Linked DNA regions of Homo sapiens: region 2 is linked to region 1. A link is an interaction called in ENCODE POLR2A ChIA-PET data of the cell type or tissue named here. Cell type or tissue: PC-9. All regions are shown on one strand. Each heading gives the region's core, and the rest is flanking DNA. Links, peaks and the distances in the headings are about the cores only.

What was found. ChIA-PET counts read pairs that join two places held together with the same protein. Peaks named below come from ENCODE experiments on the same cell type or tissue, not always from the same donor. Only the 100,000 strongest peaks of a DNase experiment are listed, where the experiment ranks them.
Region 2: POLR2A ChIA-PET joins it to region 1 with 6 read pairs; 8 of 35 experiments call an interaction of 5 or more read pairs at or near these places.

Annotation. Positions count from the first base shown.
Region 1 is chr9:136,626,237-136,642,650 of GRCh38, reverse strand. It overlaps LOC105376325 (a long non-coding RNA gene), which reads left to right. Exons shown (of 3, transcript XR_930446.4): 3 at 1,250-2,764. Among named protein-coding and RNA genes, the nearest start is that of LINC01451, 17 kb to the right of the region's middle. RefSeq lists enhancers at 10,821-11,352, 11,353-11,884, 12,067-12,186, 12,417-12,948. In PC-9, for the core only: no CTCF peak of the experiment used is centred there; no DNase peak of the experiment used is centred there.
Region 2 is chr9:136,702,096-136,712,787 of GRCh38, reverse strand. DIPK1B (divergent protein kinase domain 1B) reads right to left here and starts at 216. Exons shown (of 5, transcript NM_152421.4): 1 at 60-216. The coding sequence starts at 122. In PC-9, for the core only: no CTCF peak of the experiment used is centred there; no DNase peak of the experiment used is centred there.

The DNA of each region.
Region 1 (16,414 bases), core at 6,159-8,658:
AAGGAAATGCATTTATCATATAGTACTTGGCTCAAGAGTGAACAATTACAGAGTTATATTAATGCAAGTGCTGACTATCCGTGTGAAGAATTCAGGATCCGTCGTCTGTTTGAAGGTGGGAGGGGAGAAGGGCATGCACTGGCCAGGAGAGACGGGAAAGTGAGATCCTCATCTTCTGGTAGGAAGTCAACAGGAAGCTTCAAGGACCTGCATGATGAGCATATTATTTCAAAATAGGGAGTAATGCCGGCTAGAAGAGCTAAGTTGGCTAAAAGAATTTTAAGTGGGCCAGGCGCGGTGGCTCACGCCTGTAATCCCAGCACTTTGGGGAGCCGAGGCGGGTGGATCACAAGGTCAGGAGATGGAGACCATCCTGGCTAACACGGTGAAACCCCATCTTTACTAAAAAATAAAACAAATTAGCCGGACTTGGTGGCGGGTGCCTGTGGTCCCGGCTGCTTGGGGGGCTGAGGCAGGAGAATGGCGTGAACCTGGGGGGCGGAGCTTGCAGTAAGCCGGGATGGCGCCACTGCACTCCAGCCTGGGCAAGGGAGCGAGACTCTGTCTCAAAAAAAAAAAAAAAAAAGGAATTTTAAGTGATCACTTCTGGAGTTGGAGTTGCTATTTTCTCTATGTCTTGGGGAAACTTTTAAACTAAGTGCACACATTGCTTTTAAAATTTAAAAAAACACAGCCAGGTGTGGTGGCTCATGCCTGTAATCCCAGCACTTTGGGAGGCTGAGGGGGGAGACTCGCTTGAGCCCAGGAGTTTGAGACCAGCCTGGGCAACACAGCAAGACCCCATCTCCACAAAAACATTGAAACATTGGCCAATGTGCTGCCTGTAGTCCCAGCTACTTGGGAGGCTGAGGTGGGAGAATCACTTGAGCTCGGGAGGAGGCTGCAGGGAGCTGTGTTTGTGCCACTGCACTCCAGCCTGGGTGACAGAGTGAGACCTTTTCTCAACAAAAAAATAAAAATAAAAATATAAACATTAAAAATTTTTAGTTAATAGGCCCTGAACTGAGCCTTTGTGTGCAAACATTCATGGAAAACGTGGGGGAAAAGAGGAGGTCTTGTCTGGTGTGTGGGGTAGGCTTGTGCGGCACAGCAGACAGGGAGGAGCTGGTGGGTGAGTGACAGCCCCAGGTCAGGCAGGGACAGATGCTCAAGGGCACCAGGCTGAGGGGCCGGGAGGCCCAATCTTAGGCATGGGGAACCAACCAGGCCACTTCTTTCTTTTCTCCAGAAAATTATCACCTGCTGAGCCCCCTTGCTGCTGCTCTCTGGGCGTGCACTGTGAGTGCACTGTGGAGTTTACGGACACCGGCCCCCGCGACGGTGGAGTTTACGGGGACCGGCCCCCGCGATGGTGGAGTTTACAGACACTGGCTCCCGCGACGGTGGAGTTTACGGGGACCGGCCCCCGCGACGGCAGAGTTTATGGGGACCGGCTCCCCCGACGGTGGGGGCCCACGAGTCCCAGCATCTGCAGCAGAGTCGCCGGATTGCATGAGGTCAGCGAGTGTGTCCACTGCAGACCCTGCGGAGCCACCATCCAAAACCACATTGAGAATATTTCCATTACTCTAGGAAAAGCTTCTCCGTCCAGCTGAGGCGGGATGTCATAGACTTACCCTCCTACCCGAAACAGCCAAAAAGCAAAACAAAACCAGACAAAACGCAGACACATGGCTTCCAAGACACGGGACACCAGGCATTAGAGGACAGTAACCCTGAGTGATGGGAACAGCCGTGCCCTAGTCACCCGTGCTCACTGCCCTGGGAGGCAGTCCAGGCTGTGGGTGGGAAGGCGGAACCCACGCAGGTCCCAGTGGACCCCCGAGGCTGGACAGACCGAGGCGGCTCGAGTTCATGGACACAGTACCAGAGTGGAGAGGGTCGCACAGAGAGGGACCCTGAAGACCTGGATGGGACCCCTGGAGTATTTGGAAGAGCATGGCCCTGCGGATCCCCATAAGGAAACTCCCCAGGGTGGGTAAAAAGGCACCCGGAAGGATGAGAGGGAACAGGGCCCGACTCCTGCAGGGCTGAGGACAGTGTCTCTCCCCATCAGCCAAGCAGGAAATCTCGTAACTCACGGGGCCTTGGGTGAAGCCCTTGGGAAGGGCTTGCCTCGGCGGGGGACGATCAGCCTGAGCCCGAGCTGTGCTCTGAGCCCTCCTACCAAGCCATAAAAGCAAGACTAGAAAGGATCAAACTGCCTCCAGATCACTTAACCGCACGTCCAGGACAAAGCTGAAGATTTCCAGGAAGACAAAAATCCCCGGCACCCAGCCAGGTGAAATTCACAAGGACTGGCGTCCAAAGGAAGAGGACCTGCCAGGCAATGGGAAAAGCAGGAGAACGGGACCCATGATGAGAAAAATGATGTAATCAAAACCATCCCAGGGCTGGGTGCGGTGGCTAACGCCTGTCATCCTAGCACTTTGGGAAGCCGAGGTGGAGGATCACTTGAGGCCAAGAGTTCAAGACCAGATGGGGCAACATAGTAAGACCCTGTCTCTATGACAAAAAAAAAAAAAGGTAAAACCATCCCAAAGTTGACACAGATGTGAGAATGAGCAGAGGTGGGCATTGAAGCAGTCGTTTTTGCTGTATTCCCTCTGTTCAGAAGTTAAGTAGAACCACAGCTCGATGTCCCCTCAGGCTCATTAGGATGGTTACTATTCAAAAAAAGAAAGTGGCCAGGTGCGGTGGCTCACGCCTGTAATCCCAGCACTTTGGGAGGCCAAGGCGGGTGGATCACAAGGTCAGGAGTTCGAGACCAGCCTGACCAATATGATGAAACCCCATCTCTACTAAAAATACAAAAATTAGCTGGGTGTGGTGGCAGGCGCCTGTAATCCCAGCTACTCAGGAGGCTGAGACAGGAGAATTGCCTAAACCCGGGAGGTGGAGGTTGCAGTGAACCGAGATCGCGCCATTGCACTCCAGCCTGGGCAACAAGAGCGAAACTCCATCTCAAAAAAAAAAAGTAACAAGTGTTGTTCAGGGTGTGGAGAGATGGGAGCCCTTGTGTGATGTTGTGGAATGTAAAACGATGTAGCCACTGTGGGAAGCAATATAGCAGTTCCTCAAACAATAAATAAATGGCCCAGGCGGGTGGCTCACACCTGCAATCCCAGCACTTTGGGAGGCTGAGGCGGGCGGATCACCTGAGGTCAGGAGTTCAAGACCAGCCTGGCCAACGTGGTGAAACCCCGTCTCTACTAAAAATACAAAAAATTAGCTGGGAGTGATGGTGGCCACCTGTAATCCTAGCTATTCGAGAGTCTGAGGCAGAGAATTGCTTGAACCCAGACATGGAGGTTGCAGTGAGCCAAGATCATGCCACTGCACTCCAGCCTGGGTGACAGAGCGAGACTCCGCCTCAAAAAAAAAAAAAAATATATATATATATATAAAATAAATAAATAAATAAGCCCAGTGTGGTGGCTCACACCTGTAATCCTAGTGCTTTGGGAGGCTGAGGTGGGCAGATCACCTGAGGTCAGGAGTTCAAGACCAGTCTGGCCAACATGGTGAAACCCCATCTCTACTAAAAATACAAAAAATTAGCTGGGCGTGGTGGCGGGTGCCTGTAATCCCAGCTACTCGGGAGGCTGAGGCAGAAGAATCGCTTGAACCCAGAAGGCAGAGGTTGCAGTGAGCCAAGATTGCGCCACTGCATTCCGGCCTGGGAGAGAGAACGAGACTCTGTCTCAAATAAATAAATAAATAAATGGGCCCAGCACGATGGCTCACACCTGTAATCCCAGTGCTTTGGGAGGCTGAGGCGGGCAGATCACCTGAGGTCAGGAGTTCGAGACCAGCCTGGCCAACATGGTGAAACCCCGTCTCTACTAAAGATACAAAAAAATTAGCCAGGTGTGGTGGCAGGCCCCTGTAATCCCAGCTATTTGGGAGGCTGAGGCAGGAGAATTGCTTGAACCCGGGAGGTGGAGGTTGCAGTGAGCCGAGATCATGCCATTGCACTCCAGCCTGGGCGACAGGGCGAGATTTCATCTCAATAAATGAATGAATGAATCAATCAATAAAAATTTAAAAAATAAAACAGATGGAAAATTCTGTCCTGAGCACTTGGGGAAGGCAGGGCCAGGCCTTGCACTGCCGCACTCCCGGCTGGTGTTTTGACACCTGTGCTTTCAGCTCCCAGGAGCAGAGCTGGGCTTCACTCATCTTCCCCCTCCTCTGGCTTCCCCCCATGTGACTGCAGCCTACGTTTTAAAGATTTTTACATCAACTTTTAATTTCAGAATAGATTTAGACTTACATAAAGGTTTCTCTTCTTTTTTTTTTTCCTGAGATGGAGTCTTGCTCTGTTGCCCAGGCTGGAGTACAATGGCGCGATCTCAGCTCACTGCAACCTCCATCTCCTGGGTTCAAGTGATTCTCCTGCCTCAGCCTCCCGAGTAGCTGGGATTACAAGCATGTGCCACTGTGCCCGGCCTCCAGTTTTTGTACTTTTAGTAGAGACGGGGTTTCACCATGTTGGTCAGGCTAGTCTCAAACTCCTGACGTCATGATCCACCTGCCTCAGCCTCCCAAAGTGCTGGGATTACAGGCATGAGCCACCGTGCCCGGCTAAGACTTACATAAAGGTTTCAAAATGAACCCGAGAGTCCTGTTAAGTTTTCACCGAGGAGGCCTGGGGCATGAGTCCATACAGCAAACTGCAGCCTGGCATGGCCTGAAGGCCACAGAAGGCTGGCCTCTTGTCACAGGGACTGGGTCCAGGTCACCGCAGCTGCCAGCTGTCAGTTGCCAGTGGCCGCTGATTTCAAGGCAAAGTGCCCAGCGGCCACCACCAAAACTGCCTCTGCGCATCACTTCCGTTTCCATGAACGTTGTGCAGCTCCAGGTCTGAATTTGTCCTGGTTCTAAGCCAATTTCAGAATTGTGAATGAAAGCCAATTAAGATTTTTAAGTTGAATTTGTTGCAATGTTGTCTCGTGACAGTTCCATACAGCCTGCACACAGTTTCTCTGATTATTTAACGTCTTACATTCGTGAGATGTGTTTGCTACCATTGATGAACTGGTATGTACCGGCAACTCTCTGTAATTTTTCTTTTTTTTTTTTTTTTTGAGATGGAGTCTTGCTCTTTTGCCAGGCTGGGTTCAACCTGGGAACCTCCTGGGTTCAAGCGATTCTCCTGCTTCAGCCTCCCTAGTAGCTGGGACTACAAGCACGCACCACCACACCCGGCTAATTTTTGTATTTTTAGAGATGGGTTTCACCATGTTGGCCAGGATGGTCTCGATCTCTTGACCTCATGATCCGCCTGCTTCGGCCTCCCACTGCGCCCGGCTGCATCTCACTGTAATTTTAATTTGCATTTCTCTGGTTCTACAGATGTTGAGCACTTTTCTGTGTTTTTTTATTTTTATTTTTTATTTATTTAGTTTTGAGTTGGAGTCTCACTCGGTCACCCAGGCTGGAGTGCAGTGGCAAGATCTTGGCTCACTGCAACTTCTGCCTCCCTGGTTCAAGTGATTCTCCTGCCTCAGTCTCCCAAGTAGCTGGGATTACAGGTATGCACCACCACATCCAGCTAATTTTTGTATTTTCAGTAGAGACAGGGTTTTACCATGTTGGCCAGGCTGGTCTTGAACTCCTGACCTCAGGTGATCAGCCTGCCTCAGCCTCCCAAAGTGCTGGGATTACAGGTGTGAGCCACCGCACCTGACCCCCACCTTTCTATGTTTATTGGCCATTTGTGTAATATCTTTTTTTTTTTTTTTGAGGCAGGGTTTCACTCTATTGCCGAGGCTGAAGTGCAGTGGCATGATTTTGGCTTACTGCAACCTCCGTCTCCTGGGTTCAAGCGATTCTCCTGCCTCAGCCTCCCAAGTAGCTGGGATTAGAGGGCCCACTACCACACCAAGCTAATTTTTGTATTTTTAGTAGAGACGAGGTTTCACCATGTTGGCCAGGCTGGTCTTGAACTCCTGAGCCCAGCTGATCCACCCACTTCGGCCTCCGAAGCTCCTGGGATCACAGTTGTGAGCCACTGCACCCAGCCATGAATGCAAATCTTTTGTCAGAGATATCTACAATGAATATTTTTCCCAGTCTCTGGATTGCCTATTCATTTTCTTCATGGTATCTTTTGATCAGCAAAAAAAAATTGATTTTGATAAAAATCTACTTTGCTATCAATTTCTTTTCTTGTATGTCTGGTGTTTCTGTGACCTGAAAGAAGTCTTTGCCTACCCCAAATTGTGACGATTGTCCCTCGTCTTCTTCCAGAAGGTCTTGGATTTTATGTTTAAGTCTATGTGACTCATCTTGATTTCATTTTTGTGCAGAGTGAAATAAAGTTAAGGTTCAATTTTTTTCTTTCTTTCTTTCTTTTTTTTTTTTGAGACAGCCTGTTGCCCAGGCTGGAATGCAGTGGCACAATCTCGGCTCACTGCAGCCTTCACCTCCCAGGTTCATGTGATCCTCCCACCTCAGCCTTCCGCTCCCAAGTAACAGGGATTACAGGCATGTGCCGCCATGCCTGGCTAATTTTTGTATTTTTAGTAGAGACAGGATTTCGCCATGTTGCCCAGGCTGGTCTCAACCTCTCAGACTCAAGAAATCCTCCTGTCTCAGCCTCCTGAGTAGCTGGGACTATAGGTGCGTGCCACCATGCCCAGCTAATTTTCAAAAATTTTTTTATAGAGACAGGGTCTTGCTGTGTTGCCCAGGCTGGTCTCCAACTCCTGGGCTCCCAAAGTGCTGGGATTACGTGAGCCACGACACCCGGCCTTAAAAGGATTTTCTACATGTCGGATCATGTATGTCTTCCTTTCCTTTTCCTGCCCTATTGCCCCGGGACTTCCTGCACGGCGCAGAGGGAGGTGGCGAGAGAAGCCCCCGGCCCTGCTCCCCACCTCGGCCGGGGCCTTCTGTGTTTCACCATCAGCCATGGCTTCAGCGATGGGTTTGGATAGATGGTCTTGTCGGTGTAGTTGGCTCCCTTCCATTGCTGGTTTGCTGAGAGTTTGCACCACGAACGATGACGCATTTTGTCATGATTTTGCCTGAGGGGATTACATGGATTTTTTTCTTATTCTGTTAACATGAATGTGAAAGTTGTCAGAATAAATATAAGGTCACTGGTGTTAAAACAACAACAGGCTGGGCACGGTGGCTCATGCCTGTAATCCCAGCACTTTGGGAGGCTGAGGCAGGAGGATCACCGGAGGTCAGGAGTTCCAGACCAGCCTGACCGACACGGTGAAACCCCGTCTCTACTAAAAATACAAAAATTAGCCTGGTGTGGTGGCATGTGCCTGTAATTCCAGCTACTCGGGAGGCTGAGGCAGGAGAACCGCTTGAACCCGGGAGGCAGAGGCTGCAGTGAGCCGAGATCGCACCACTGCACTCCAGACTGGGCAACGAGAGCAAAACGGCATCTCAATAACCAATAAAACACCACCACCACCACCACCAAACCGTGACAAACAGAGCTGGGCGAGGTCCTGAAGAGATGTGTCATGCCTGTGCCTGAGGAAAAAGACTATGGGCACCACAGCCCTGCACGAAGGCCTTGAGACCCAAACAATGCTTCTCCAAGGACGTCTGCTCAGCCACCGCCTGTCCAACCTCTGACTGGCCTCACCCCAGCTGTTGGTATTTGTAGCCAAGGATAATTTTCAAAACAACATGATTCTCCCCATTTTCCCTTAGAAACCCTCCTCTTCCTTTCCCTACAGGAATATGCACGTAGTTTACAGAGGCCAAGCATTCCCTTTGCAGCTTGCTAGTCCCAAATAAACAGCTCTTCTTTTAGGGAGTCCCTCTCTGTCTGTTAGTTAGCTGGACATGGTAAATTATGCTGATTGACTTTAGAAAGCTGAATCCTGGCCGGGCACAGTGGCTCACGCCTGTAATCCCAGCACTTTGGGAGGCTGAGGTGGGTGGATCACGAGGTCAGGGGTTTGAGACCAGCTTGGCCAATATGGTGAAACCCTGTCTCTACTAAAAATACAAAAATTAGCCGAGCGTGGTGGCGCGCACCTGTGATCCCAGCTACTTGGCAGGCTGAGGCGGGAGAATCACTTGAACCTGGGAGGCGGAGGCTGCTGGGTTGCAGTGAGCCAGAATCGCACCACTGTACTCCAGCCTGGGTGACAGAGCAAGATTCCATCTCAAAAAAAAAAAAAAAAAAAAAGGGGCCAGGCACAGTGGCTCACACCTGTAATCTCAGCACTTTGGGAGGCCGAGGTAGGCGGACACAAAGTCAGGAGATTGAGACCATCCTGGCTAACACGGTGAAACCCTGTTTCTACTAAAAATACAAAAAAATTAGCCGGGTGTGGTGGTTGGTGCCTGTAGTCCCAGCTACTCAAGACGCTGAGGCAGGAGAATGGTGTGAACCCGGGAGGCGGAGCTTGCAGTGAGCCCAGATCCTGCCACCGCACTCCAGCCTGGGTGACAGAGCGAGAATCCATCTCAAAAAAAAAAAAAAAAAGGAAAAAGAAAGCTGGATCCCTTGCCTTCCTGGGATAAACTCCCCTTGGTGTTGATGTATTATCCTCTTTATATATTGCACAATTCGATTTACTTTGCATTTATTTCATTACAACTTTTGTGTCTATGTGTTTAAAAAAAATTATTCTATTTGCTTTTTTTTTTTTTTTTTTGAGACGAAGTCTCGCTTTATTGCCTGGGCTGTAGTGCAATGGCACGATCTCGGATCACTGCAACCTCCGCCTCCCAGGTTCAAGTGACTCTCTTGTCTCAGCCTCCCAAGTAGCTGGGATTACAGGTGCACCCCACCACCCGACTAATTTTTGTATTTTTAGTAGAGACGGGTTTTCACCATGCTGACCAAGATGGTCTCAAACTCCTGACCTCAAGAAATCCGCCCTCCTTGGCCTCCCAAAGTGCTGGGATCACGGGCGTGGGCCACCACGCCCGGCCTCTATTTGCTTTTCAGGCAAGTGTTCTAGAAACTATTTTGTGTCCATGTCTGTGAGGAAAGTTGGCCTGTAATTTCCTTTTCCCATGATATCTCTTCTGGTTTTGAGCTTGTGGTAATGGTGGCCTCGAAACTTGTATTTCTGGGAAGAGTCTGTGTAGAATGGATATTATTTGTTCCCTAAATGTTTGGTTGCATTCACCAGGGAAGACATCTGGGCCAGGAATTGTCTTTGTGGGAAGGTTTTAGTTGTATATGGAATTTCTTTACTAGATCTAGGGCCATTTTGGTGATGAAACTTCTTCTGCCAGATCCAACAATTAGTGTCTTTCAAGGAATTTTTCTATGTCATCTAAGTTGGGAAATTTGTGGTCATAAAGCTGTTAATAAACTTGAGACGTTCACTGTCTCGCTGTCTGTGGGAGGTGAGATGGCGCCTCCTCTCCTTCCTGACACTTTCACTCTGTCGGTGTCTGTGGGAGGTGAGACGACGCCTCCTCTCCTTCCTGACACGTTCACTCTCTCGCTGTCTGTGGGAGGTGAGATGGCGCCTTCTCTCGTTCCTAAACGTTCACTCTCTCGGTGTCTGTGGGAGGTGAGACAGCGCCTCCTCTCCTTCCTGACACGTTCACTCTGTCGGTGTCTGTGGGAGGTGAGATGGTGCCTCCTCTCCTTCCTGACACGTTCACTCTCTCGCTGTCTGTGGGAGGTGAGATGGCGCCTCCTGTCCTTCCTGACACGTTCACTCTCTCGGTGTCTGTGGGAGGTGAGACGACGCCTCCTCTCCTTCCTGACACGTTCACTTTCTCGCTGTCTGTGGGAGGTGAGATGGCGCCTTCTCTCGTTCCTAAACGTTCACTCTCTCGGTGTCTGTGGGAGTTGAGACGACACCTCCTCTCCTTCCTGACACGTTCACTCTCTCGGTGTCTGTGGGAGGTGAGATGGCGCCTCCTCTCCTTCCTGACACGTTCACTCTCTCGGTGTCTGTGGGAGGTGAGACGGCGCCTCCTCTCCTTCCTGACACTTTCACTCTGTCGGCGTCTGTGGGAGGTGAGACGGCGCCTCCTCTCCTTCCTGACACTTTCACTCTGTCGGCGTCTGTGGGAGGTGAGACGACACCTCCTCTCCTTCCTGACACGTTCACTCTCTCGCTGTCTGTGGGAGGTGAGATGGCGCCTTCTCTCGTTCCTAAACGTTCACTCTCTCGGTGTCTGTGGGAGGTGAGACGGCGCCTCCTCTCCTTCCTGACACGTTCACTCTGTCGGTGTCTGTGGGAGGTGAGATGGTGCCTCCTCTCCTTCCTGACACGTTCACTCTCTTGCTGTCTGTGGGAGGTGAGATGGCGCCTCCTCTCCTTCCTGACACGTTCACTCTGTCAGTGTCTGTGGGAGGTGAGACAACACCTCCTCTCCTTCCTGACACTCACTCTGTCGGTGTCTGTGGGAGGTGAGATGGCGCCTCCTCTCCTTCCTGACACGTTCACTCTCTTGCTGTCTGTGGGAGGTGAGACGGCGCCTCCTCTCCTTCCTGACACGTTCACTCTGTCAGTGTCTGTGGGAGGTGAGACAACACCTCCTCTCCTTCCTGACACTCACTCTCTCGGTGTCTGTGGGAGGTGAGATGGCGCCTCCTCTCCTTTCTGACAGTGCTGATTTGTGGTTTCTTCTTTTTGTTTCCTTTGATTCGTCCAGCTGGAAATCTGTGGGTTCTGTGGATCTTTCCGAATCACTCACTCTTGCTTTCCTTGATTTTCTCTGTTGTTTGTCCACTTTTTACTTCATTTCTGTCCACTCGTGTTTTCATTATTTCTTCTACCTTGTTTGTGCTTAATTTTCTTCCTTTAGTCCTTGATGGGGTCTGGAGCTCTGTCCTAAGGGGTCCTGGGTTCCCTGGAGGGGCAGGTTCGTTGGGGAACCCAGGGCTCTGAGTCCTGGCCCAGACTGTGATGGGGACTGAGGGGTGGAGCAAACCGGGGGCTTGGCGGCTTCTGCCCTTACCCAGGCCTCGGTGCTCCCTGGCCCCGGGTGGCTGTGTGCCTCCTCGGCCCCAGACATCCATGGTGGCCCTCCTGGGGATCCGGCAGCTGAGTGGGCTGGACATGGAGTTGTCAGCAGCCACAGGAGGGCAGCACAGCCCCAGGAACAGTCGTATGTGTGATAGAGTGTGTGAGAGCATGTATGTGTGTATGTGTGGGAGCATGCTTGTGTGGTGTGTGTGTGAGCATGGGTGCGTGTGTGCGTGTGTGAGCATGCGTGTGTGTGTGCGAGCATGGGTGTGTGTGTATGTGTGCGTGTGTGTGAGCATGTATGTGTGTGCATGTATGTGTGTGTGTGAGAGAGCATGTGTGCGTGTGTATGCGTGTGACCATGCCTGCGTGCGTATGTGTGTCAGCATGTGTGCAAGCATGGGTGCATATGTGTGCATGTGTGATCATGCATGCAGGTGTGTGTGTGATCATTTGTGCATGTGTATGTGTGAGCACGTGCGTGTGTTAGCACGTGTGTGAGCATGCGGGAGTCTGTGAGCATGCGTGCGTGTGTGTGTAAGCATGTGTGTATGTATGTGTGCGAGCATGTGTGTGAGCATGCATGCGTGTGTATATGTGTGAGCATGCATGCGTGTATGTATGTGAGCATGTGTGCATGTGTGCGTGTGCGAGCATGCGGTAGTCTGTGTGAGCATGCGTGTGTGTGTGCAGGCATGTATGTATGTGTGTGAGTATGGGTGCGTGTGTATGTGTGCACGTGTGAGCATGCATGTACGTGTATATGTGTGTGAGCATGCATGCGTATGTGTGTGTGAGCACGTGTGCTTGTGCGTGAGCATGCGGGCATCAGTTTGTGAGCATGCGTGCATGTGTATTAGTGAGCGTGGATGGGTGTGTGCAAGCATGGGCATCTGTGTGAGCATGTGTGCGTGTGTATGTACGTGTGTCTGCCAGTGTGTGCATGCACATGGAAGCATGTGTGTGTGTGTAAACCAAGTTTCTTCAAGGCATGCGTCTAACAGGGCTTCTCTGTTCCTCCCCATCTAGGGCCCCTCCCCTTCTCAGCCCCCTCCTCATCTGAGCACCCCAGGGCATTGAGGGCTACAGCCCTCCCACACGCAGCCTCCACTTGGCCCGGTGGGTGGCGCCAGGTGTCTGGGGAATGGTCGCAGGCCAGCGTGGGTGGGAGGAGACGCTTTGCTGGAAGACGCTGGAGGCCGATTCACCCCAACCAGTCCCTCTCCAGTCTCTCCTCTGCTCGGGGGTCTTTGACTCCTTCCCCCACTCCCAGAGCCCCTGGCTCAGCTCCAGGAGCTGGTGGGCAGGGGGCACTGCCCAGCCTCTGCCTTGGACAGCTGAACTCAGAAGAGTTGTGTTTTCATTTCCCCTTGGTCATTTGTGAAGCCCTGGCAGGTGCAGGCTGGGAGTGGCTGTGGCCGGCAGGTGGGGGTGCAGGGGTGAGGCAGCGAGTGGTCCTACAGATATGCGGGCAGACATGGGCACAGCGGGACCCAGCCCAGCCTGGGAGGAGTGGGGAAGGGGAGACAGGAGTCTGGGGTCTAGGGGGTGAGAGCTGCTGAGGGGCAGCCTGGGGCTGGGCAGGACAGGCCCATGGGAGCCAGGTTGGGGGTCCAGTGTGAGATTCCCAGCACCAGACCCCAGTCCAGGATGGGTCTTGGGCACCGCAGTAAGGAGACCAGTGGGGGCTGTGAGGAGGAGACGGTGCCTGAGGGAGTGGAGCTGGGGACAGGGTGGTGTCGTCGCCCCCCTCCCCTCCCCCCTGCAACAGGCAGGGCTGGGGCCTTCACTGTGACACGCCTCGGTTGGGCAGCTGGGGTGATGGTGACCCAGCTGTGGGGAGCAGCTTAGTTTGAGAGGTTATGGGGTGCAGAGAGGAACTGTGCAGGCTAAGAAGCATTTGTGCTGTGCCAGGGTGGGTGGGGTGAGGTGTGCCCAATGCCCCAGGTCCCCCGCCCAACAAATCAGAGTCGCAGCATATGGCTGGCAGGGCCTTTGTTTGCCAAGAAGGGAGAAGGGGCTGGGAAGCCCTGACCGGGCCCAGGCTCAGGGGCCTTGGGCAGCCACCAGGCCTGGGTGTCCTAGCTGGATAGCCCTCGGCTGGCCCAGAGTGATGGGTCCTGATGCCACCAGGAAACCAAAGTGCAGAGTGGTGGGCACAGGGCCCAGGCGAGGACCCCAGTCTCCAGGGACCCCCCAGCAAGACAGGCACAGGTGCAGCCGCCTCCACCCTGCCCAGCCCTCTCAAGCCTTGTTCAGTGGCCCCGTGGCTGTTCCCACGATCCATCCCGGGGCCCCACTCCCCAGCTGGACACAGGACAGAGGCGGGGGAATCCCGGACACACAGGTTGCTGGGGAGAGGAGCCGAGGGCCCCAGGGGCAAACCCAGGGCAGGGAGCCTGTGGAGTTCCCGCTTGCTCACCTGTGCCATCAGCTGCAGCTTCTTCCTCGAGGTGCACAGGGCGGTGTCCGAAGCCAGGATTCTGAGTGGCTCTCCCAGTGTTCACAGGACAGGCAGGTCCATGAGGCAGGGTTGCTACCACCAGGCCCGGGGGGCCTGCCCTGCGTCCTTGAGGGGCTGCTGGGGGCCAAGGAGGGTGGGCGGGCCATGCCCAGGCTGGGGGTCAAGGGCAGAGGCCGTGGGAACCTGCGCAGTGACAGGAAACGCTGGGGCCTGATTGATGGCAGCTTCCCTGAGGGAGCAAGAAGGCAGGGGGAGGCGCTCGCCCACAGGTAGGGGGACAGAGGGCCGGCTGGCAGCTGGCCCGGCGTCTGTCCCTGGGCAGGCAGACCCCAGGAGGAGTCCCGGGAGAGAGGGCTGAGCTCTAGCTGGAAGACACAGTGATTGTGGGGCCGGGGGGAGCTGCCTCACCCCATCGCCTTTCTGGAATACTGGGTGAAGACCCCTTGACCGAGATGACACTCCCCTTTCCGCCAGCACCACAATTTCTTCCTTTGGCTTTTAGGAACCTCTCTGGAGACCCTCTTATCCAACCCTCCCTTGTACAGGTGGGGAAACTGAGGCCTGGGGCTCGGGCCAGCCACTTGATCTCCCCGGCAGCCAGCTTGGGCCTCAGCACCCCTGCTCACTGAGTCCCCAGAAAGCTGGACCCAGGCCCCACCGTAGCCGACCCCAGCAGCAGTACTTTCCCCGGAGCCCCAGCCCCCACCTTCCACGCGCCCCGCCCGCAGCCCCCAACTTCCACGCGCCCCGCCCGCAGCCTCCAGGATGTTGCGGGATCTCGTCCAGCTGCTGCCACCTCCGGCCGCTGTGGCCACAGGCACGGCTGCTGGGACCAGCTGGCCTCCACAACCGTCTCTGCGACCCCCCTTTCTTCCTGCCTCTTCTCTCCCGGCCCGATGGCTCTGAGACGCTTTTCTAACCCCTCTCTCGGTCCCCATCTCTGAGCTCTGGCATCCCCTGCGGGCCGACTCCGGCTTTAGGCCCGAACACCAGCACCTGGGAGGCTTGCAGGGCCTCACAGAAATATTTTAATTTCTTTTAAAATCAGGAGAAAAAAACTGAACTTTTAGGGCCAAGAAAATGCTTTAATACATAATATGAATATATTTGTCTTTATGCCAGCACAGACATAAAATATGATGTTGTTTACTACTTTTATTTTTGTGGAGGGGTGCTCAGGAAGATGCCCCGGCCCCATCCATGTGGCGCCGCAGCCCTGGCCCGAGCTGGCCCACCCCCGAGATGGCCACTGTGTTATCACCGCCTTGGCCGGGCCCACCCTGCCTGGCCTTGCAGCCCTGGGGGTGGAGCGAGTCTGTGTCTGTGCCGGGCAGATACAGTGATGGCACCTGCCGGTCTGGTGGCCCCGTCGAGGCGCCTCAAGGGCACCAAGCCCACCCATCATCTCCCTGCCCCATTCTCCAGGTCCTTTGGGCCCAAAGCCTGTGGGGTGGCCCCGTGGCTCCATGAACCTGGGGATCTTCCAGCCAACATCCGTCTCCCGGGGGCAGGGAGGGCTCCCCACGCTGCTGGTGCCAGGAGAGCTTTGAAGCACCCCAGAGGCACTGTAAACCAGGTAATGAGGGTGATTAAATCTCATTCAACTCAGAAAGGAAAAGGATCTTCTTCGGGGTGCCAGGAGCCGGCACCAGCCTGTGTCCTCCACCAGGCGGGGATGACCGTGAGAAGCACGCTAGGACAGGCAGGGCCTCGGCTTGGAGGCTGTGGAGCAGTGCTGATGCCTGCATTGCAATGAGCTTTGCATCCATCTCTGCCACACCTCAGGACGTAGGAACCATGAGTACCCGTCTTTGCAGCTGGGGAAACAGGCTCCACAGTTCCGCGGCTGCACCAGGTCATGGAACCCTTCAGGTGCCGCCACCACCAGGCAATGCTGCCTTCTAGGGGCAGAGCACGGGGCTCCCTGGATGGGCTCAGACTCGGCACTGGGCCTGCCTCTCCCTGGGGCTTCACTACCCCAGCCCCAGCCAGTCCTGGCAGCAGCAGGGAGCTGGGAGCCAGCCTCCAGCCCCTCCCCGTGCTCCAGCTGGGCTTCCTGGGTCCCCCCTGCCCCCAGTCCAGGTGTGGGCTGGGATGGTGTGGGGGGCGGCGAGGTGGGCAGGGCAGGGGGCTGGACACCACTTCTCTGGGCTTTTCTTGAGAAAGGGCCCCTCCAGCCACGCCCTCCTGGGCCGCTATCAGAAGCCAAACACAGAGCCGGGGAGTGTCAATACCTCAGGCCTCCACCTGGCAGCTGGTGCCCGTGAGCCAGGGGCCAGGCGGGAACTCCGTAGACCCCTCTGAGCCCAGAGCTCTGTGCTATTTTTAACACCACTGGGAGAAGTCAGGCAAATAGTGTGGGCCCCTCCCCACAGCCCTGTGACCTCCACCCCTGTGTTTGCACTCTCACTGGGCAAACAGGCGGCGATAAGGCAGAGATTAGAGGATCGCTCAGCTCCCAATAAACAGCTTCTTCTCCCCCAGCATGGGATTCCCAGCACCAGACCCCAGGCTGGCAGCTGCAAGGGCTGAGAGTGCAGGTGCCCCCGCCCTGCCCCCACCCCTGCCCCCGCCCTGCCCCCACCCCTGCCCCCGCCCTGCCCCCACCCCTGCCCCGCCCTGCCCCGACCCCTGCCCCGACCCGTCGTGGCTCTGGCTTCCCGGTCCGAGGCATCTCCGGCACCCCGGGGCACACCACCAACCCAGGAGCCCCTGCCACCCCCGCAGTCCCACCCTGCAGGTGGGCATCTGCCGGACGGGGTTGGGGTTTGTCTCCAGCAAGGGCCAACCAGGTTGGGTTTGGATGGACATGGTTGGAGCTCGGCCACCATGCACCTGCTGTCTGCTTTGCCGTTGCTGCCCCGTCCAGCCTGGCTCTCCACCTTTTGGTGCTGGCTAGGAAGAGTTGAGGTGGTGGAGGGGACGTGCTGACACACAGCAGGCACTTGGCAAGCCGGCGACCTGGCCTCCCAGCCCCACACTGGCCTGCCTGGCTCCCTCAGCTGCC
Region 2 (10,692 bases), core at 242-2,741, 76 kb before region 1:
TGGAGCTCGGCCTCCCCAGGCAGAGGCGGCCGGGGGCGGCGGGCGCGCACCGCGCTTACCTGCAGGCGCTTGGAGAAGGGGCAGAAGAGCACCAGGTGCGCCAGGCGCCGCAGCCGCCGCATGGTGGGCTCCGGCCGGGGCTGCGCGGGCCCCGCGGCTCGCTCGGCCTCAGCCCCGGCCCGGCCCGGCCCGCAGCGGCCGCCGCTCCCTCGCCATGCGGGCCGCGCGCCCCCGGGCCCGCGTTAAAGGCGAGGGCGCGCGCCTTTCTGTCGGCCGACGGCGGCGCGGCGGGGGCGCGCGGGGGAGGGTCGCGGCGGAGGCGCGCGGGGGCGGGGCTTGGCGCGCGGCCCGCCTTCGACCCCCGGCTCGGCTGAGGAGGGGGCGGGCACCGAGGCCCCGCCCACCCGCAGACCCCGCCCCTCATGCAACGGTGCTGCGGGAGGGGCTGGGGGCGCGCGGGATGGGCCGGGAGGCGGAGCCGGGGCCGGGGGCGCGCCTGTCGGGCTCCTGGGCGTCTCGGGGGCTCTTCCCACGCTGGAGAGAGGCCCCGTGCGCTACGCAGGCTGCGGGGTTCAGGGCTCCCCACGCGCGCCCCCGGTTCGAGGCCGCAGAGCCAGGGCTGGTCCTTCCCCTGGGTCCTCAGGATGGGGTCAGACGCGCGGAGCCCTGGGCTGGCCGAGCCTGCAGCCCGCCCCGGGGTCCGACCCTTCCCTCCTGGCTGAGACCCCGCGCCTTGGCCACTCGCCGGGAGGACACTTCCTTCGCCTCCGCGTGGGGTGCTCGGGGATGAGCCGTTGCCGCCTCCATAGGCAGGTTCCGTGTGAACAGAAGCTTTCATTGCACTTCGGTAAACACCTGGGGGGGCTGAGTTGGACGGTGAGGGATGTGGGGCGCAGCCAGCAGCTGCCAAGACTCGCTCCCTCCCCGCGGCCGCCGGCGCTTCCAGCTGCTCCGCATCCCGGGCGGCTCTTGCTATCGGCAGGTTTTTACATTTTAGCCATTTCCCTGGTGGTGGCGTCTCGCTGGGGCTGTGGTTCGCGTGTTTAACACACTTTCTGCGTGTTCAGTTACCACCTGTGTATCTTCTCCAAAGTCTATTCAAGTTTTTGACCATTAATAAAAATCACGTTGTTTCTTTATTATTAAGTTTTGAGACTTATTTACATTTTGGTTTTAATTTTTAATATCTAGAATGAGACTGGGTCTCAGTGTTTTGCCCAGGCTGGTCTCGAACTCCTGGGCTCAAGGGATCATCCTGCCTTGGCCTCCCAAAGTGCTGGGATTACAGGCATGAGTCACCTGGTGCCCAGCCAAGACTTTTTTTTTTTTTTTTTTTTGAGAGGGAGTCTTGCTATGTTGCCCAGGCCGGAGTGGTCTCAAACTCCTGGCCTCAAGTGATCCACCTGCCTCAGCCTCCTAAAGTGCTGGGATTACAGGCGTGAGTCACCATGCCTGGTCCGAGACTTCTTTATATCTTCTGGATATCTGCCCATTATTACACATGTGATTTGCAAAGATTTTTCTCCCAGTCTGTGGCTTTCTTTTCATTCTCTTAACAGTTTCTTTCTTTTCTTTTCCTTTTTTTTTTTTTTTTTTTTGACGGAGTTTCACTCTTGTAGCCCAGGCTGGAGTTCAGTGGCGCGATCTCAGCTCACTGCAACCTCCGCCACCCAGGTTCAAGAGATTCTCCTGCCTCAGCCTCCCAAGTAGCTGGAACTATAGGTGCAAGCCACCATGCCCGGCTAATTTTTGTATTTTTAGTAGAGACGGGGTTTCACTATGTTGGCCAGGATCACTCCTGACCTCATGATCCGCCTGGCTTGGCCTCCCAAAGTGCTGGCATTACAGGCATGAGCCACCGTGCCTGGCCACACCAGGCTAATTTTTTAATGTTTTGTAGAGATGGGGTTTTGCCATGTTGCCCAGGCTGGTCTTGAACTTTTGGGCTCAAGCGATCCTCCCACCTTGGCTTCCCAAAGCTCTGGGATTCTGGGCGTGAGTGAGCCACTGCCACCAGCCCGGATCGTGCTCTGAGTGTGTCATCTCTAAGAAATTTTTGCCTAACCGAAGGTCACAAAGGTTTTCTGTGCTTTCTTCTAGAAGTTGTATAGTATTCGGCTTCATATTTAAGTCAATGACCCAATTCCAGTTAACTTTTGTGTATTGTGCAGGGTGTGGATCAGAGGGTTTTCAGTTTGGGGCTTGGGGGTTTTGTTAGCATTTTTTGCACATGGACATCCAATCCTTCTGGCATCATCTGTTGAAAGGATGAGCCCCTCCCCACAGAATTGCATGGCAGGGAGTTAAACAGAGAGGGACAAGGCCAGGGGGCAATGGGGTCAGGGTTCTATGCCAGGTATAGAAAGGAGGGGTGGGCCTGGGGGTGTGGCAGTGGCCTAGGCCAGCGACCTGGATGGACAGGGCTGGAGGCAACGTGAGGAAGGGGAGAGGGGCCAGTGGGAGAAAGTAGCAGGCAGACCCTCCCAGTCTCAGTGACCCCCAAGGTAGCCGTAGCCCAGGCTGGGAAGAGGGACTGCCATGTCCCCAAGTGACCTTTCCTCTCTCCCTCGATCCAAGCACTGTCTCTCTGCCAGCGAGGGTCCCGGAGCCCAAGAAAGGGAAGAGCAGTACGAGAGGGTGGGACACAGAGCACAAGCACCAAGAGGCCAACACGTAGGCTTCTCCCGGCCTGGAGGGAGGCCTTGCCATGTTTACAGCTGGGAGAGCATGTGCTTCCCTGCATGGCCTGTCCTCCTCCTGCAGGAGGGCTGTCCCAGGGCCAGGGGGAGTGGGTGCAGGGCAGTGGTGGTCGGTCCGGCCTGCAGGGAGCTCAGCTGGAGGGTGCAGGAGCCCACACCTTCCGTCAATGTGAGCCAGGCCAAGACCGCGGCCAAGAAAGTTCTGGAGGGTCTCCCGAGGAGGGCTTCCTGGGGGAGGGGCGCAGGAGAGCGTGATCCGTGGGTCAGGATCTGGGGAAGGTGTGGGCCATGAGAAGGATGAGCGCAGCCTCAGTGCCACTCCCAGGCTGCCAGGAGGGAGATGGCCCGCCCTGGGAGGAGTGCCTGGTGAGCGCATAGCCGGCCCTGGGTGACCCTGTCCCCGAGATCTTCCAAAAAGGCATTTCCCAGCAGGGCCCGCGGGACGCGGTGCTCCCTCCAGGCAGGGACCAGTGACCACGTTCTCCTTTGCATCTGCAGGCCTGGCCCAGAACCTGCACACTGTCCGTGGCCACTAGCCCATCAAGTGTTCATGGAATGGGCACTGGCCGGGTTCCAGTTCAGTTTGAATGGGTCTAGTTCTCGTTTTGGGGCCCTTGTTTCTACGCCACCAATGGGTGACATCCACCTGCCTGGAACATGAATGGGGCAGAGGACCCGGGAGGTGCTGACTGGTATCTCAGGTGTGGGGGCGGGAACTGGGCCGTGCCTTGCTGTTTCTAGGGCCTTTCGTGGCCTGAGGCCCTGAGCTCAAACCCTGGCCAGGGCAAACGACAGGTAAACGAAAGGTCCACTGCACAGACACAGACGCAGAGACACAGGATCACACACACCTTCGGGGCAGGCTCCGGGGACAATTCTGAAAGTGGAGGACCTTCCTGCCCTGTCTTTCCTTCCCATTCGTCCTGAGGCCTGGGAGTTTCCTCCCCAAGCAGGGGGCCCATTGCTCTCCCTGCCCTGCTGCAAAACTGGCATGTCCCATTCCAACTGCTATAACTGCGTCTCTTCCCCAGGCATCCCCTACTCACACCCAGACCTTTTTTTTGAGATAGAGTCTCGCTCCGTTGCCCAGGTTGGAGTGCAGTGGGGCAATCTCAGCTCACTGCAAGCTCCGCCTCCTGGGTTCACGCCTTTCTCCTGCCTCAGCCTCCCGAGTAGCTGGGACTACAGGCGCCTGCCACGGCGCCCAGCTAATTTTTTGTATTTTTAGTAGAGACGGAGTTTCACTGTGTTAGCCAGGATGGTCTCGATCTCCTGACCTCGTGATCCGCCCGCTTCGGCCTCCCAAAGTGCTGGGATTACAGGCGTGAGCCACCACGCCTGGCCTTTTTTTGTATTTTTAGTAGAGACGTGCTGAGACCAGCTCAGTCAGGGAGACCCTATCCGAGCGGCGTTAGAGGAATTAAAGACACACACAGAGAAATATAGAGGTGTGAAATAGGAAATCGGGTCTCACAGCCTTCAGAGCTGAGAGCCTCGAACAGAGATTTACCCACGTATTTATTGACAGCAAGCCGGTGAGCACACCAGGTGAGCAGCCGTTTAGGGGGCCCTGGTGGATCGAGGGCCCTGGAGAGCCACGAGCTTTCCCTCAGACGGTGGAGTGCGGCGCGTCAAGTTTCCCCCAAAGGGAGAGCTGCCACTTCCGATGAGAAGCTGACATATCACCGGGGACCCGCCCGCTGCTGTTGAATACAGAGTCTTCTGTTTGCAAAGAGAAGCTCTAGGGCCCTCCTTCCTTGTGGTGGTTGTGTCTGAGTTGAAAACCCTCCGAATGGGACTGTCAGGCTCCAGTCACAAGGCCTCCGTGGTCAGGTGGTTCACTGGGACAAGAGCTCGTTGTAAGCTAATTTTGCTTTTTGAAAACAAGGGGTGAACCTAGTAGTCGTGTCAGAGAGTCAGTGAATCCACCACCCCAAGGGGCACATCTGGGCAGAGGCTGTTTTCTTTCTCTGGAGTTTCCAGATAACGGGATCGTCAGCCACAGGGACTTGTCGTTCAAAGGGATCACAGGGCTGTGAGGCCCCAGCGGGAGAGAGAGTGGCCTGTGGCTCACGGGGCGGCAGCTGGAATAGCCTGTTGGTTCAGGCCCTGACGTAAGCAGGCTGATTTGTGGGTTCACTAATTTATTTTATTTATATTATTATTTTTTTGATACCAAGTCTTACTCTGTTGCCCAGGCTGGAATGTAGTGGTGTGATCTCGGCTCACTGCAACCTCCACCTCCCAGGTGCAAGCGATTCTCCTGCCTCGGCCTCCCGAGTAGCTGGGATTACGGGCACACACCACCACGTCTGGCTAATTTTTATATTTTTAGTAGAGACAGGGTTTTGCTATGTTGGCCAGGCTGGTCTCAAATTCCTGACCTCAGGTGGTCCACCCCCCTCGGCCTCCCAAAGTTCTGGGATTACCGGCGTGAGCCACCTCGCCCGACCTGGATTCACTAATTTAAGAAGCCAAGTCGAATGCCCAAATGAAGCACATCCTGTCTCCAACACCCACACAGTCCAATCAAGTGCTGGGTTGTCCTTTTGGGTGAGATGAGGGAGCAAAGAGACAACAGGTTTTCCTTGACTGGCTGAGGCAGTGAGTGCTGTGGACCCACCTCCACCTACCTCATCCCAAGAAACTCCACCTGGTGAGGCAGCCACTGGACGCTGTTGATGTTTTGCCTGCCTCTGTGGACAGGGAGGTATGAGAGTACCCCCGTCTAGTTGTCTAGTTCTAGAGACCCAAGGCTTCTGAGCTGCCAACCTGCAGGACATCATCTGTATCATGGCACCTGTGGACATCAGAAGTCCTAACCTGCCCACAGGTGGCCAGTGGCGGGGCGTGTACGGGGAACACACCTAAGTGTATTGGAGACCTGGCCATGTGAATGCAAGCTGGTCTTGCTCCTCCCCTGCCAGTGGTGTGGCAAAAAGGCATTGGCAGGATCCAAGACAGTGTACCAAGTACCCGGAGCCCACGTGATGGGCTCGGTATGGTCACAGTGTGTAGGACAGCTAGGGCTCTGGGAGCAATGGCTGACTTCTGTTGGTGGTAATCCACTGTCAGCCACCAGCAGCTCTTACCTGCTCCACTGGCCACTCAGGGATGTTGTGTTGCCATATTTCATCTCTTTTTTTTTTTTTTGACACGGAGTGTCACCCAGTGATTGTCACCCAGGCTGGAGTGCAGTGGCGTGATCTCGGCTCACTGCAGCCTCTGCCTCCTGGGTTCACATGATTCTCCTGCCTCAGCCTCGCGAGTAGCTGGAACTATAGGGGCCCGCCACTATGCCCAGCTAATTTTTGTAGTTTTAGTAGAGACTGGGTTTCTCCATGTTGGCCAGGCTGGTCTTGAACTCCTGACCTCAGATGATTCACCCGCCTCGGCTTCCCAAAGTGCTGGGATTAGAAGCTTGAGCCACCACGACCAGCCTTTATTTTTTTGAGGCAGACTCTCACCCTGTTGTCCAGGCTGGAGTGCAGTGGCACGATCTCGGCTCACTGCAACCTCCACCTCCCGGGTTCAAGTGATGGGTTCAAGGGATTCTTATGCCTCAGCCTCCCGAATAGCTGGGACTATAGGTGCCCGCCACCACACCTGGCTAATTTTTTTGTATTTTTAGTAGAGACGGGGTTTCACCATGTTGACCAGGCTGGTCTCTAACTCCTGGTGTCAAGTGATCTACCGGCCTCAGTCTCTCAAAGTGCTGGGATTACAGGCGTGAGCCACCACGCCCAGCCCCATATTTCATCTCTTAGTCCCCCTACTGCCCTTAATCCCTCAATCAAACCTCTGATGCGCCTTTTTCCCTCTGGGATTCTGTACCGCTTCTGGGATTCTGTACCCGCCCTGAAAGCGGGTTGCAGAGAGATTCACACATCCCACTGGCCCTTCTCTGCATTCAGTGCTTGCCAATAGGGAGAGTCCCCTCTGGCACGTACAGGATGGAAGTATGGGGATGAAACACAGCTCCTACGCGGCAACACACACATAGAAGCATCAAAAACAGGGCATCGAATTGGCCCAAAATGCCACACCCACAAGATCACATCAGCCTTCACTCCCCATTTCAAACCGTGCACAAATCCGGTGAGCGGAATCCAGAGAACTTTTCCTTCCACTGGTCCAAACAGGAGAGTGATGTGGGCTACTCATATCCGACAGAGCCATAAAGTTTGAGTTCTTCTTCTCCTCCAAGTTCTCCAGCACACTTGGATGGTGCCCACGGCCTGGGAACCTCTAATCATCTTTCTTCCTAACGTAAGTGGAGGGGGGTGAGAGGTGGAAGGAGGAAGTCCATGAACAAGGTTCTGCGTTTATTTTCAGGCAGCGTGGCAACGGCTCATGACTCAGCCAGGGACTGTTCCATGATTTTCAATCCATCCAATGCTCCGTACCAGGCAGTGAGCTTCTCACAGCTGACCCATCTACTTCAGTTTTGGGAGCCCCATGGCTTAGTAGCCATTGCCATGTTGTTTTCAGCTGGATCTGTGGAGTTTGCACCATTTGGCCAACTCGAGCTTGGTGTCCCAGTGGCAATCTTATTTGAGGATTCTTCCTACTTTAGACAAAATAGATGTAACAGAGTTGATTTGAGCATTAAAGGAGGCATGAATCAGGCAGCACTCAAAGGTGGAAGAGGCTCTGGGAGCTCTGTCTTAGCAGTGTGAGCAGCAGGCTTTTACAGGCTGAATGTGGAAGTGAAGTACGGAAATAACTCAAGGCCAGGCTAGGCACCGTGGCTCACACCTGTAATCCCAGCAGTTTGGGAGGCCGAGGCAGGCAGATCACATGAGGTCAGGAGTTCAAGACCAGCCTGGCCAACATGGTGAAACCCCGTCTTTACTAAAAATACAAAAATTAGCTGGGCATGGTGGTGTGCACCTGTAATCCCAGCTAATCGGGAGGCTGAGGCAGGAGAATCGCTTGAACCCAGGAGGCGGAGGTTGCAGTGAGCCGAGATCACACCACTGCACTCCAGCCTGAGCAACAGAGCATGACTCTGTCTCAAAAAAAAAAAAAAAAAAGAAAAAGAAAAAAAAAAGAAAAGAAATAACTCAAGACCTTTGCCTTATTTGGGTGTGGTCTGATTGGTTGGCTGCCCGTGATTGATTGGTTGAAACCTGGCTATCTGTTAACAAACTACTGAATAAAGTTGTTGTTGGTTAGTGGGAACTCCCAGTACAGAGACGGCCTCAGGCAATGACTGCTCCTTATTTTGCTTTAAACAACTTTAATCTAGCCGGGCAGGGCATGGTGGCTCACGCCTGTAATCCCAGCCTTTTGGGAGGCCGAGGCGGGCAGATCACCTGAGGTCAGGAGTTCCAGACCAGCCTGGCCACCATGGTGAAAGTCCTTCTCTACCAAAAATACAGAAATTAGCCACGCATGGTGGCAGGTGCATGTAGTCCCAGCTACTCGGGAGGCTGAGGCAGAAGAATCGCTTGAACCTGGGAAGCAGGGGTTGCAGTGAGTCAAGATCGTGTCACTGCACTCCAGCCTGGGTGACAAGAGCAAAACTCATCTCAAAATAAATAAATAGATAAATATAAATAAATAAAATTCAGTGGTGCCTCTTCCTCCTGCTCCAGCCACGTAGGACACACCTGTGTCCCCTTCACCTTCTGCCACGATGATGTTTCCTGAGGCCTCCCCAAAAGCAGAAGCCGCTATGCTTTCTGTACAGTCTGAGGAACTGTGGGCCAATTCAACCTCTTTTCTTTCTAAATTACCCAGTCTCAGGTATTTCTTTGTACCCATGTGAGAATGGACTAATATAGATGGTTTTGGGAGGTGGTGCCTTTGGGAGGTGACAAGGTCATAAGGGTGGAGTTCTCATGAATGAGATCAGGGCCTTTATAAAGGAGACCCCTGGCCGGGCACGGGGCCTCAAGCCTGTAATCCCAGCACTTTGGGAGGCCGAGGCAGGTGAATCACCTGAGGTCAGGAGTTCGAGATCGGCCTGGCCAACATGGTGAAACCCCGTCTCTACTAAAAATACAAAAATCAGCCTGGGGTGGTGGCGGGCACCTGTAATCCCAGCTACTCGGGAGGCTGGGGCAGGAGAGTCACTTGAACCCGGGAGGCGGAGGTTGCAGTGAGCCAAGATTGCGCCATTACACTCCAACCTGGGCAACAAGAGCGAAACTCCATCTCAAAAAAAAAAAAGAAGAGACCCCCACCCCGGCTGCCAGGAGACCCCTGACTGCATTCACCACGTGACGTCTATCAGGAGGCGGGCGCTCACCAGACACGGAATCTGCCTGCACCTCGATATTGGACTTTCTGGCCTCCATCACTGTGAGAAATGCATTTCCATTGTTTGTAAGCCACCTGGCTTGTGGTGTTTTGTCAAAGCTGACTAGGACAGTCACTTTCCCTTCACCAGGACTGCAAACCCCGTGTCTCAACTGTGGCTTCCTGTGAGTTTGTCTGTCAGCAAAACCTCCTGAAATGGGCCAGAGCCCCCCTTAGAGCAGCAGGACATGCCACAGACTTCAGAGACCTTTCACTGTGCCCCCAGGACAGATCTAGAGTTGGCTGGAAAGGTGCAGGAGCAGCTGGGCCATGCCTCCTTAATAACACTGGGGGCTCCACCCCCATCTGTCAAGGGAACCAAAGCTCCAAGGACTTCCTAGTTTCTGCCCTCGGTGGGAGTGCAGCTGCGGTCAGGAGACCTACACATCTGTGACTGTCAGAGCGGCAAGACCTTCTGCTCGCAGAGACACATCTTTTCTTTCTCTCTTTCTTTCTTTTGAGACAGAGTCTCGCTCTTGTCGCCCAGATTGGAGTGCTGTGGTGTGATCTCGGCTCACCGCAACCTCCGCCTCCCTGGTTCAAGCAATTCTCCTGCCTCAGCCTCCCGAGTAGCTGGGATTACAGGCATCTGCCACCAGGCCCAGCTAATTTTTTGTAGTTTTAGTAGAGATGGGATTTCACCTTGTTGGCCAGGCTGGTCTCGAACTCCTGACCTCAGGTGATCCACCCGCCTTGGCCTCCCAGAGTGCTGGGGTTACAGGCGTGAGCCACCGCGCCCGGCCCTCTAAATCATTTTTAAGCACACAGTCAGTGACATTAGGTATGTTCACATTGTTGTACAGCCCTCACTGCCATCTGGCTCCAGAACTTTTCCATCTTGTAAAACTATCTTGAACTATACAGGTGCAGTGGCTCACACCTGTAATCCCAGCACTTTGGGAGGCCGAGGCGGGCAGATCACCTGAGGTCAAGAGTTTGAGACCAGCCTGGCCAACATGGTGAAAACCCATCTCTACTAAAAATACAAATATTAGCTGGGTGTGGTGGTGGGCGCCTATAATCCCAGCTACTCGGGAGGCCGAGGCAGGAGAATCGCGGGAACCGGGGAGACGGAGGTTGCAGAGAGCCGAGATCGCGCCATTTTACTCCAGCCTGGGTGACAGAGTGAGACTCCATCTCAAAAAAAAAAAAAAAAAAAAAAAGGCAAAATTGATCTCACTCGAGGTCTTTAACCTAATTACAGCTGTAAAGACCCCATTTCCACAGAAAGTTACATTTACACATTCCAGGGGGACTTATCTTTTGGGGGGCACCATTTAACCCACTGCAGTATCAAAATCAAGGTGCAGGGCAGCACGTGCAGTGTGGTACCATTTTCATTTTTGTCATTTAGCTCTGTGTGTGTGTGTGCACATGGGTGTGTGCCCGCGTGCGTGTGTGTGTGTGTGTGTCAATCTCCCTGTGTTCCTTCCATGTATAGGTGATTGAACCTCTCTTGCTATTTTTTTTTTTTTTATCCGAGACAGAGTTTCACTTTTGTCACCCAGGCTGGAGTGCAGTGGCACGATCTCGGCTCACTGCAACCTCCACCTCCCAGGTTCAAGCAATTCTCCTGCCTCAGCCTCCTGAGTAGCTGGGACTACAGGCGCGCACCACCATGCCCGGCTAATTTTTTGTATTTTTAGTAGAGATGGAGTTTCACCATGTTGGCCAGGCTGGTCTCGAA